Regions from separate parts of the Homo sapiens genome. Here region 1 is linked to region 2. The links are chromatin loops, found by intact Hi-C in ENCODE. Cell type or tissue: prostate gland. All regions are shown on one strand.

Region 1 (5,000 bases), 600 kb before region 2:
TGTCATAAGCCCCCCGGCCCCAGACTATTTGATTAGTGATCGGGCTACCTTAGAAGAGGAAGACTTAGGCAAAATTAATCATGTCAAAACGTGAAAGTTATCAACTTCCCCCACGAACTCTGCTCTTCTCACAATAGCCCCTATCATAGTGATTGGCAACATTGTTCATTCAGGCATTGAAGTTAGAAATCTGGCTGTTAGCTTTAACTTATCTCACTCCTCACCTGCCAACTGGTTGACAAATTCTGTTGATTTCCCCAAACACTATTACATCTTTCCCCTCCTCTCCTTCCCTTCATAGCCTGGCTTAGGCCTAGGCTCTTACCATCTCTTGGTTAGAGTACTGTTAATATCTTCCAGCAAAAGCGGGCTACTTGCAGTCCCCCAAGTATGTTGTGCTGTTTCGCATACATTTGCCACTACATATTTCCTTTTGCCTGGAATCCCCTCCTCCCTTAAATCCTGCTCCCATCTCTTATCTTCCTGGTGAAATCCTAGTCATTATTCAAAACCCAACTGGGACTTTCCCTTTCACACTTAATCATTGCCTCCTCAAGGCTACTTGGTTTAAATAGTATACCCTTGACAATCCCAATATACATGTTCCACAAGCCCCGAATTATGAATATTGGAAAATTTAAGTATACATGTCAGAAACTTAGGGCTCAAATAATTAACTAGGCTACTAAATATTGTAACTAAAATGAACTCTGCATTTCATTGCATCATGAATTTAGTAACATCAACCATAAAATTAGCTTAATCTGAAAAGAAACAATAAATCTTTTATCACTTCAGGTAATTTACTGCATATATAACCATAAATAAAGAACAGAGATCAACCTCGTAGAGACACTTGCTCCCACACAGTAGTCACACAGAATGTGAATCACACATGCATCTCAGCAAAATCACAAATTTCTCCATGTAAAAGACCTTTGGGAAAAACAGTGAGTGTCAAATCCATAAATGCCAAGAGCCTGCTGTACTTCTATTATTGTACTTGTGTCAATGAACAACTACAGCCCCAATGAGAACATGAGCTTCTTGGGGTCAGGCCCACTATTTTGTCATTCTTTTTGTACCAAAGTTGATCTAACAGGAAGCAACCACTCCAAAAACATTTGTTGAATTAAATTACCTCCTAATTGATCTTCCTACTTCAAGGCCATCTTCCTTTCCAAAATCCTGCCAGTTATTTCACAAAAACATATCCCTGATGTCACTCCATTTCCCCCAAACCTTTGATGGCTCTTCATAATCTGCTTTACATGATTATGTCCCCATGCCATGCTAGGACATATAAGAGCCTTCACACCATGGCCTCATACTCCCAGTCTCATTCTTAGCCTCTCTTCTTCACAAACACTCTTCAAGCCACACTAGCTGCTCCTGGAACATTTTTGGACTTTCATTACTCTATGACTTTGTAAATGCTGTTTCCTCTGTCTAAAAGGTCCTCCTCCTCTCATCTGCCTGGAAAACCTGAATTTATTAATATAGCTCAGCTTAAATATCGCTACCTTTGTAGCTTTCCCTGACCCCTCTCAGAATCAGTCTCCCTCATTTGTTTTTTTATACCAATGTGTTTGTTCTAAAAACATACTAAGCTGATTCTGCGGGGAGGGAAAAGGGAAGGAGGGAGTGCCCTGTCAAAGGACTTACCCAAGCAGCGACTGCGGCACTACGTGTTAAGCATATTGTTCAAGCAGCAGTGGGAGGATGGAGCTGGATGGCCTTCATGTTACGAGATGCTATGGCTCGCATCTTTCACACTGCGTGTGTGTGTGTGTGTGTGTGTGTGTGTGTGTGTGTGTGTGTGTAACTGTGGGGGGGGGTAGCAGGGGGAGAGAAAGAGAACGAAGGGAGACAGAGAGACTGAGACAGAAACAAAGAGGGCGGACGCAGTGCAGTAAGAGCAGATGGGCGGACCCAAATTTCTTCGGCTTCACGATTTTGCGGAGGTCTAGCCCTGCATCCAGCCTTGAAACAGGGTGGGGAGGAGGCAGAAAGGGGAGGGACTGCACTCCCTCTGAGCGTGCTAGCTCCGACTGCCTGACGGATCACCCTTCCGCTCCAACATGGCTAGTTCCTCAACGCCGTGACTCAAGCCTGTTGTGCCAGGCAGGGCGCACTCAGCAGCGCAGCCCCACAGGTGGCGAAGGCTCCGCGAGAGGGTTCCCGCCAGGCTAGACAGTGGAGTGCCGCACAGCGCGCCTTCCAGCCTCGCAGCCGCCACCCTAGCGGTTCCGACCCGGCGCCAGCAGGCCTGCTTGGTCGATCTTCGAGCCAAAGATGCGGCGAGGCTGGAAGATGGCTCTGTCTGGGGGGCTGCGGTGCTGCCGCCGGGTACTGTCCTGGGTGCCAGTGCTCGTTATTGTCCTCGTCGTGCTCTGGTCCTACTATGCCTACGTCTTTGAACTCTGCCTGGGTAAGTGGGGCTGGGCACCTAAGGTGGGGAAATTATACTCCAATATAATCGTTTGCCCTACCTTCACACTGGTGTCCCTTGTGTTCTCAAGCCTTCTCTCTGCGGTTTTCCTTTCTCTCCCTGGAGAGTTCCTTGTCCCCAGCCTCTGGCTTCCCACAATATTTCCTGCGCCCTCCCACCAGGGTCCCGCCGTGTCTCCATCGTCTCCCACCTAGGGTTTCTTATTTCTTTGCCCTACCCACAATAATGTCCTGGCTCTTCCCACGAGGGCTCCCTTTTCTCATACAGGGCAACCATCTGCACCTTGTGCTCTCCTTCTGGGAGCCCCTACTGTACCAAGTTGAGGAAACAACATACCCTGTGTCTTTAAACTGTTTGCTCACACTAGGAATCTCACCAATGCATCCAACTAGGAGCCCCACCATTTTCCCTCCTACTAGAATCCTACTAGGATTTCCTACTAGGGATTTCCTACTGAGAGTTCCAAAATATTTCCTCTACTCTCTTACTAGCTCTCCTTTTTCACACACTGGAATCTATCGTTTTCCCGTGATCCTCTCACACTGGCTGAAGTGCTTCATATCTTTGTCCACTTGTGATCCCACAGTGCACCCTATTCTACTCCATTAAGATCTTCCGTTTTCACACAGTGGTAAGCCCTCCATTCTCTTTCCCTGTGGGCTCCCCCCATTTAATCATTTTCTTTAATGGGATTGGTATTCTATAATACATCCTCTCTCACATGAGAGGCCCTGATTATATTATACTGGAGTTCCCTCCAGTCTCCTGCCTTCTTGCTTTGAGGAGCATTCGACTCCTTCCCATTAGGAGCCCCACATTATTTTCTGACACCTTATACTGGTGACCCTGCTATTGTCACATGATGATAGTGCCTTCTCCCACTAGAGTCACCTCTTTTACCCTCCCACAAGGGTTTCCGTAATTTATCTCCTATTCCATCAAAGGGCCGCTACTTTTCTAATCATTATTCCTCGTTATCTTTTTTAGGAAACCCACTCCCCACCTCCCACAGTGTTCTTTCACTTTTAGCCCCACATTCTGCCATCCACTTCCTTTGGGATTTCTTATTATTATTTCTTCTTACTTCTCATTGGATTGCACTTGTCCCATCTTCTCAAACTGGGGAAACCCCATTCTTTCTTACTGGGGTTTCTAATATTTTCTACTCCTCCCAATGGGCATATCATTTCTCATTCCCTCTCATTAGACTACCCCTTTTATAATTCTATGATCTTTTTTTACCCTGTCCTGTCACACTAAGGAGCACTCTATATCCTCCTTATTTGCAAAATGGTTCTCACAGTATAGCTTGTGCATTCAAACTCAGAATTCTACAATATTTCCCGACACAAACCCCAAGTCTCTCCCTTATATTATTCCCACTTTCCACTTTAATTCCCCCCGTTCCCCATTCTTATTATTATTGGCCTTGCAATGCTCTCATCAACTCACAATGGCGTTTTCATATTATATCCTGTCTTGTTACAATAGGGTCCCTGCTTTTCTCACAGTAAAATCTCCCCTTGTCCCTGTCTTCTCACATTGAAGAATCCCTGTCTCCTCTCAAAAGAGATTCCACTAATACTTGTCAGTCTTGTCACTTCGACACTGTAATTCCATCGCCAGCACCCTTAAACTTGTGGCCTACAATGTTCCCTATTCATCTAGTTTGGGGCTCCAATATGTTTATACTCCTCTCACAGTAGGACTCCTGACCCATTGGACATCCCCTCACTCCCAAGTCCTTCTGAGACTTCTTTATTTTTTCATACCAAACTCTTCTCACCTTAAAAATGATGGTAAGGATGCTGCTTTTTTGAACTCCGGGACCTGACTCCATTTGTAATTTTCTTCTGTTACATATTTGCAAAGCAATAGTCTACCCCAGGTAGACTGGGATAAACTAGGGAGGCAGGAGATGATCCTCTTTTCCAATATAGAACTTTCTATATTCTAATTCTATAATTTCCTATATTCTAATTCTAATTACCTCTCTGAATCACAATTGGAATTTTTTTTACCTCTTCCTTAGAGATATTATGGAAAATGCAGAAAGAGCTCTTAAAATAAATGTCATTAGTTGCCTTCATAGATACAAGTTAGCCTAGTTTTCTTTTGTATCTCAATCCAGTATTGGGATGCATTAAGTAGACTATGCAATGACTGGGAAGCTTTTCTATTCTCAGACCTTACTACTTTGGCTTTTTGAATGATTGATTGAAGGGTCAAAAGTTCAGCACCATTATTATGGTATGGACATTGCTCCTAGGATCAATGCCATATTGTAAACAACTTATTTTGGAGTTTTTCAGTATTGACTCATATGAGCTTCACCAAGATATATTTTAAAAATTAATGATGATAATGACTAACACTTATGTATTGCTTACTCTGTGCCAGAAAATGTTCTAAGTTCTGTAGATAGATTAACTATATATTAATTCATTTAATCATCACAATAACTATATGAGGCAGGTACCATTACTGTTTCCATTGTACAAATGTGTAAACTGAGGCACAGATGAGCAAACCAAGGTAAAGACCAAGT
Region 2 (5,000 bases):
TGCTTTGGCAATGATGTTGGAGCAAGTGCACACAAAGTAGCTACTTTTACCCCTTCTGTTCTAGTACCAACCTTTTCATCTCTTGCCTTGGCTCCTAGTGGTGACAAATCTCCCGAGGCTCAGGCCTCAACCTTGCACCCAGGACTCCAGAAGTACTAAATGGTCCCTCCTGAGTTGCTCTCCAATCGTTTTGCTGTTTCCTGTTGAGTTCCCAGGACGTCTGAAGGAAAATGACCACCTAAGAGATTTTTCAATGACAGCCATCAGGCAGATCTGTTTTCCTTCCTGGCCATATTCAGCTTCCCTTCTTTCCTTTATTCCCCAAACGTCACTCCCCAATTGTCTGCCTTCATCCAACCCTTCAAAAAGGACCCACCTTCCTGGGGGCCCAGGCCCTTAAGTTAAGAGTAGGTAAAGGTTGAATGGTTAGATGCTTGGTGGATGAAACCATTCAAATATTCTTCCCCAAACTTCAGAGTGCCCCTCTCCGCACACACAACTGCCCTAAAAGGCATGGGAGAGTGGTGTCCGGTTGCGTGTCTGCCAGGGGAAGAACGCACCACTGGCGTAGTGGACTGGAAGGGCAGCAGGAACGCGAGTGGGGGGCGGGGTGGGAATGGGGAAGGGGGGTGCGCGCCCTTTATGACAGGTGGCCGCGCAGTGCGCGCTCCCGGGCGCCCGAGGGGAGGGAAGGACAGACGGACAGAGTTGGGGGGGCACATAAGGAAGGGACCATAGAGAGGGTAAGGAGAGCGGGAGGGAAAGGGAGAGCTGTGGTGGGGAAGAAGGGTAGAGGGGGGAAGGCGTCCAGCAAGAACAGCCGTGTTGGAGGAAACAATGGCAGGGGCAACAGCGATGGTGGCAGCAGAGGCGGCCCCACTCTGGGCACCTTTCTGAATGGGCAGAGACAGCTCCGGGAGAAGAGGGGACCAGGCAGTGCCTGCAGAGGCTCTGAGAAAAGCGGCAGAGGGAGGAGAAGAGGGAGGAGGAAGAGAAGGAGGAGGAGGAGTAGGAGGAGGAGGAGGAAGGGGGAGGAGGGGGGACGAGGCAGGGGAAGAACCTGGGAAGGAAAACCAGTAGCATCAGCAGCAGCAGCAGCAGCCGCCGCCGCCACCACCGCCGCCACAGCAGTAGCATTAGCGGCAGTAGCAGCATTTAGCAATAGCTTTAACAGCTATAGCGACAGTAGCAGCCGCCCTCCTCTCTCCCTCTCGCGGACGGCCGCAGCCACCGCACAGAGCGGGCTCCAGGCGCCGAGCGCGCAGCCCGCTCGCTAGGTAGCTCCAGCCGGGGCGAGCGACAGTGTAAGCGAAGCACGGACCCTTGGAGCAGCCGGGCAGCCGCGGAGGCTCTGAGTTTCAGGGCCAGAGCCCGACAGCTCTGACTCCATCTAGCGCGGCGGCGGCGGAGCCTGAGGGAGCGAGCGAGGAGAGAGGCGCGTCCACCTGGCGGGCCCAGCGTATGGAGCTGAGGCAGAGGCGGCGGCGGCGGCGGCAGCAGTAGCAGCGGCGGTGGCGGCTAAGGCAGCTCGAACAGCTGCGGCGACGGCGACAGCCCAGCCTTGACTGCGACCGCGCTAGCTACAGCGCCTGCTGCCTGAGCCCGCCAGCGACGTGCGCCTCGGGAGTCGGCCTGTGAGGTGAGTAGGAGCGCTGCCATACAGCTTCCTGGCCTTCTCGCCGGCTCCCCGGCTGGCTCGGGGTGGCGGCCGCAGGGGGTGGAATGAACTGGGGTAAGTCGAGCTAGACGAGAAGGAAGGGAAAACGGAACGGAGGACGTCTGTATGCGAATGTGTGTGTCTGTGTATGAGGGAGCGAGGCCGCTAGGGCGAGAGATCCCGGCTCGCCCTGACAGGCACTGCAATCTAGGAAAGGCCTCTGTGCTTGCGCCGTAGGAAGGGGGTTGCGGGGGGAGGGGAAGCGAGCGGACCGGAGCCGCCGCGCTTACACGCACGCAGCTCGGCAGAGTGCCGCCTCCTTTCGGACTGGTGCAGGGTAGAGCCTGGCCAGGGAATGGGGCATGGGCATGGCACGCTTCGGCGAGAGCGGGAAAACCCACGCGGCGGCCGAGGCCGGGCGCTCGGACCAAAGCCGCAAAGGTGCGAAGCCGGGCGGCCGTGGCGACCACAGAGCGCCCCCAGGACACGCGCCACTCGGCCGAGGCTGCGGACAGGTTTAAGTTGGAGGCCAGACCGAGCCTCGCCCAGCTCATCTCCTTTGCGGAAATTGGCTTGTGGCCCCTTCGCGCTCTCGGTGGCGGTCGAATTGACGCTTTTCTGTGTGGCTTCTGGCGCTTCTCTCTGCCGCGCCCCGCAGCACACGTCGGCTCGCGTCTTGTACACCCTGTAGGGCGGGAAGGCCGTGAGCCGGCGCGGGGAGCGGAGTCCCGCTCCGGGAAAGTGTGGAAACCGCGCTGCTGAGTTGGCGCCGTTCCGCTGAGGAATTCAGCGATTTCAGCATGACTGCTTCTGTCTGTCTGATTCGTGAGGGACCGAATCACCCGCGCAAGGTTTTCTGTCTTTTTCGAAGTTAAAAAAAAATTGGCATCCCCATTTCGACAACAGCACTCTTGATTTTTATCAAGCTTCTGGTTGCATTTTGGAATAAGTGGGTCTCATATTTTGCTTCTGGATCTTGGCTCCCAGCATATTGTTGAATGCTGTGCACAGCACTACATTTAGATATGTGGCCTTTTTCTAATGTTGCATTTTCTAGACTGTTATCTGAAAAGACATGATTTGTGTTGTAGGGCTGGCAGGGCTGTTTTTAAAAATGTCTAAAGCACTTTAATCCCGGGATTTGAATATATCCTTGGTTGTTTTTGGTGGAGGAGTTCCTGGAATATTTTGCTTGGTGAGAAAAGGTGCTGTAATGGTCTTCTCTGAACTCCTTACGACCATTTGTGTTTTGGAGGGGTGAATCTCCCTTACATCTTTTACACATGAGGTAACATATGACCAAACGTTTTATTTACAGCAGTGACGTTCTTATGGCTGAGGAGAATTTACACTTATTGAAAAAATATTTTTAGAAGGGAACAAAAAAGTCCTAAGTAACTGTCATTTTACATATTAACTGGGAAACCGGCTAATCAAATAAAACTGGCTGAGTGTCTGAAACTCTATCCCAGTGAAATATGTGGCTGTGAATATAATTAACCATCTGTCTAGTGAGCAATTTAAATTTGGGCTGGTACATTTTTATTACAGTGTCTAATTTCTGGAAGACATACATTTTACCCAGCAGTAACAACAAAAACGTATTTGCTTACTAGGTCAAAAATTTACTGTGTGGTGGTGGTATTTCCCTTTCTTCCTCCATGTCTTTCATAGTCCCCACACTGCGTAACCTGGGAGGTCAAAAATGAGCTTCTTGTTTTTGCAAATAGCGTATTTACAATAGAGGAACTGAAACTAGCCCTGGTGGCTAGTGATTAGACATTTTTGTCTCTTAGAAATACTTTCCAATATTTCACCTCCCCGAAAATCTAGATAGATTGCATGCATGCTAGTTAAAAAAATATAATTTTTTGGTGCACATGGGGTAGGGTGATTGAACAAAATTTGTAAGACTTGAAATTTCTCTATTTACTTTCTCTTATTCTGATGAATTCTCTACCTGGCTGTCCCAACTGGCCCCCCCAGACATAAACTCATACAAAAACACATGCTTTTTTCCTTTTAGACAGTTTTTAAGGTTAACAGCATTCAGATCTGTGATTTTAACAATATACTGATAAACTGCTTTTTTTTGTAAATCGTAAGTGTAAAATACCATGACATAAAAATACATTGTACATATATTTAAAGTTTTCCCTATGGTGTGATTTTAGCCAGAAATTTATTACTAGGAAAAAAGAGGGATAGAGTTTGAGTAGAGATGAAATGGCTCCGGGAAGATTAGATTTGAGAGACCTTCACCAAATAGCTATTGTTAACATAACATAATTTAAATGAACCACGGATTGATTGTGCAGTAAGCTAGAGAAAGTCATTTAAAGGAAAATATTTTTAAAGCAAATATTTGCCTAAATAACAGCTCTGATAAATTGGTAACAATTATGTAAGTACATGGCAGAATTTGACATATGTCAAGTCTGTTAAATAAATCAACCTGTTCAGTGAATAAATCTTTGATGCATCAGTGCTTTTTCACACACACACACACACACACACACACACACACCCATAACACCCTGTTGCCAAAGTCAAACAACTGCAGTACTGCCACTTTCTGTTTTACTTCAAGTCTGTCCCTTTTCCCTCTTTTTCTTTTTTCCACAATCTTCTGGTTACCTGTAAGCTACCTGGTGAGCAGAGAGAACTAAAGGTGAGGTGGTGTTGCCTGTGTTTAGGAGGTGGGAGAAGATGAGAAAAGTGCTAAGTGTTGGAGCACACAAAGATGGGTTCATGGATCCTGGACACGGTCACTATGGAGGTCCTCGTCTCACGGACCACCATAGTGTATTTGCATAGGAGAAGGACTGGCCTATCCAGAGAAGCATTGGTTGCAGTTTCTCTGTTCCTAAATCCAGTTCTAGTAAATAATATTTTTTCTTCTGTATATCCCTTAGTAAGGGGAGAAAAATAGATTCTAAATGGCATTCGACTGTTACATTATCTTTAATCTTTTATCTGATGGCACATATATAAGTGTTCCCGGTAGGAGTAAGCAAAAGGAGAAAAGGGCCAAAGTGGATGAAAGGGAAGGGGAATGATTGACTAAGGAGTAGGTCATTTGGCTTCCTTGTTTTTCCCATCTTAAGAGATTTTTGGTTTGGACATTATTCATTTTTTTTTTCTTTTACTTCCTCTGAAAAGTTGGCCACCAGCTCCCTAATGGACAGTTTCTCCACCAGAGCACCTTTTCAAACCCAAGGTCATAGGGTCAGACACAAAGCACTTGTTACGTTCTCTATGGCACTTCTCCAGGGCTGCTTGAAAACAAAACAAAGAATATATACACCTACTACGTACCCATAAGAATTAGAAAAACAAAAAC

What was found. A loop is a pair of places that touch in the nucleus more often than their neighbours do. Peaks named below come from ENCODE experiments on the same cell type or tissue, not always from the same donor. Only the 100,000 strongest peaks of a DNase experiment are listed, where the experiment ranks them.
Region 1: a loop joins it to region 2, with 4 times the contacts of the local background. A loop is called at or near these places in 3 of 110 quality-filtered maps.

The regions. Positions count from the first base shown.
Region 1 is chrX:75,520,320-75,525,319 of GRCh38, reverse strand. It overlaps ZDHHC15 (zDHHC palmitoyltransferase 15), which reads left to right and starts at 2,283. Exons shown (of 12, transcript NM_144969.3): 1 at 2,283-2,431. The coding sequence starts at 2,296. LOC107985664 (a long non-coding RNA gene) reads right to left here and starts at 2,193. Exons shown (of 5, transcript XR_007068273.1): 1 at 1,666-2,193. RefSeq lists an enhancer at 1,991-2,070. In prostate gland, no CTCF peak of the experiment used is centred here; DNase peaks (open chromatin) are centred at 1,689 and 2,099; H3K4me3 peaks cover 1,457 bases; H3K27ac peaks cover 1,338 bases.
Region 2 is chrX:74,921,522-74,926,521 of GRCh38, reverse strand. It overlaps NEXMIF (neurite extension and migration factor), which reads left to right and starts at 1,070. Exons shown (of 4, transcript NM_001008537.3): 1 at 1,070-1,639. RefSeq lists a silencer at 2,032-2,191 and an enhancer at 3,437-3,496. In prostate gland, no CTCF peak of the experiment used is centred here; DNase peaks (open chromatin) are centred at 1,131, 1,521 and 1,911; H3K4me3 peaks cover 2,136 bases; H3K27ac peaks cover 1,792 bases.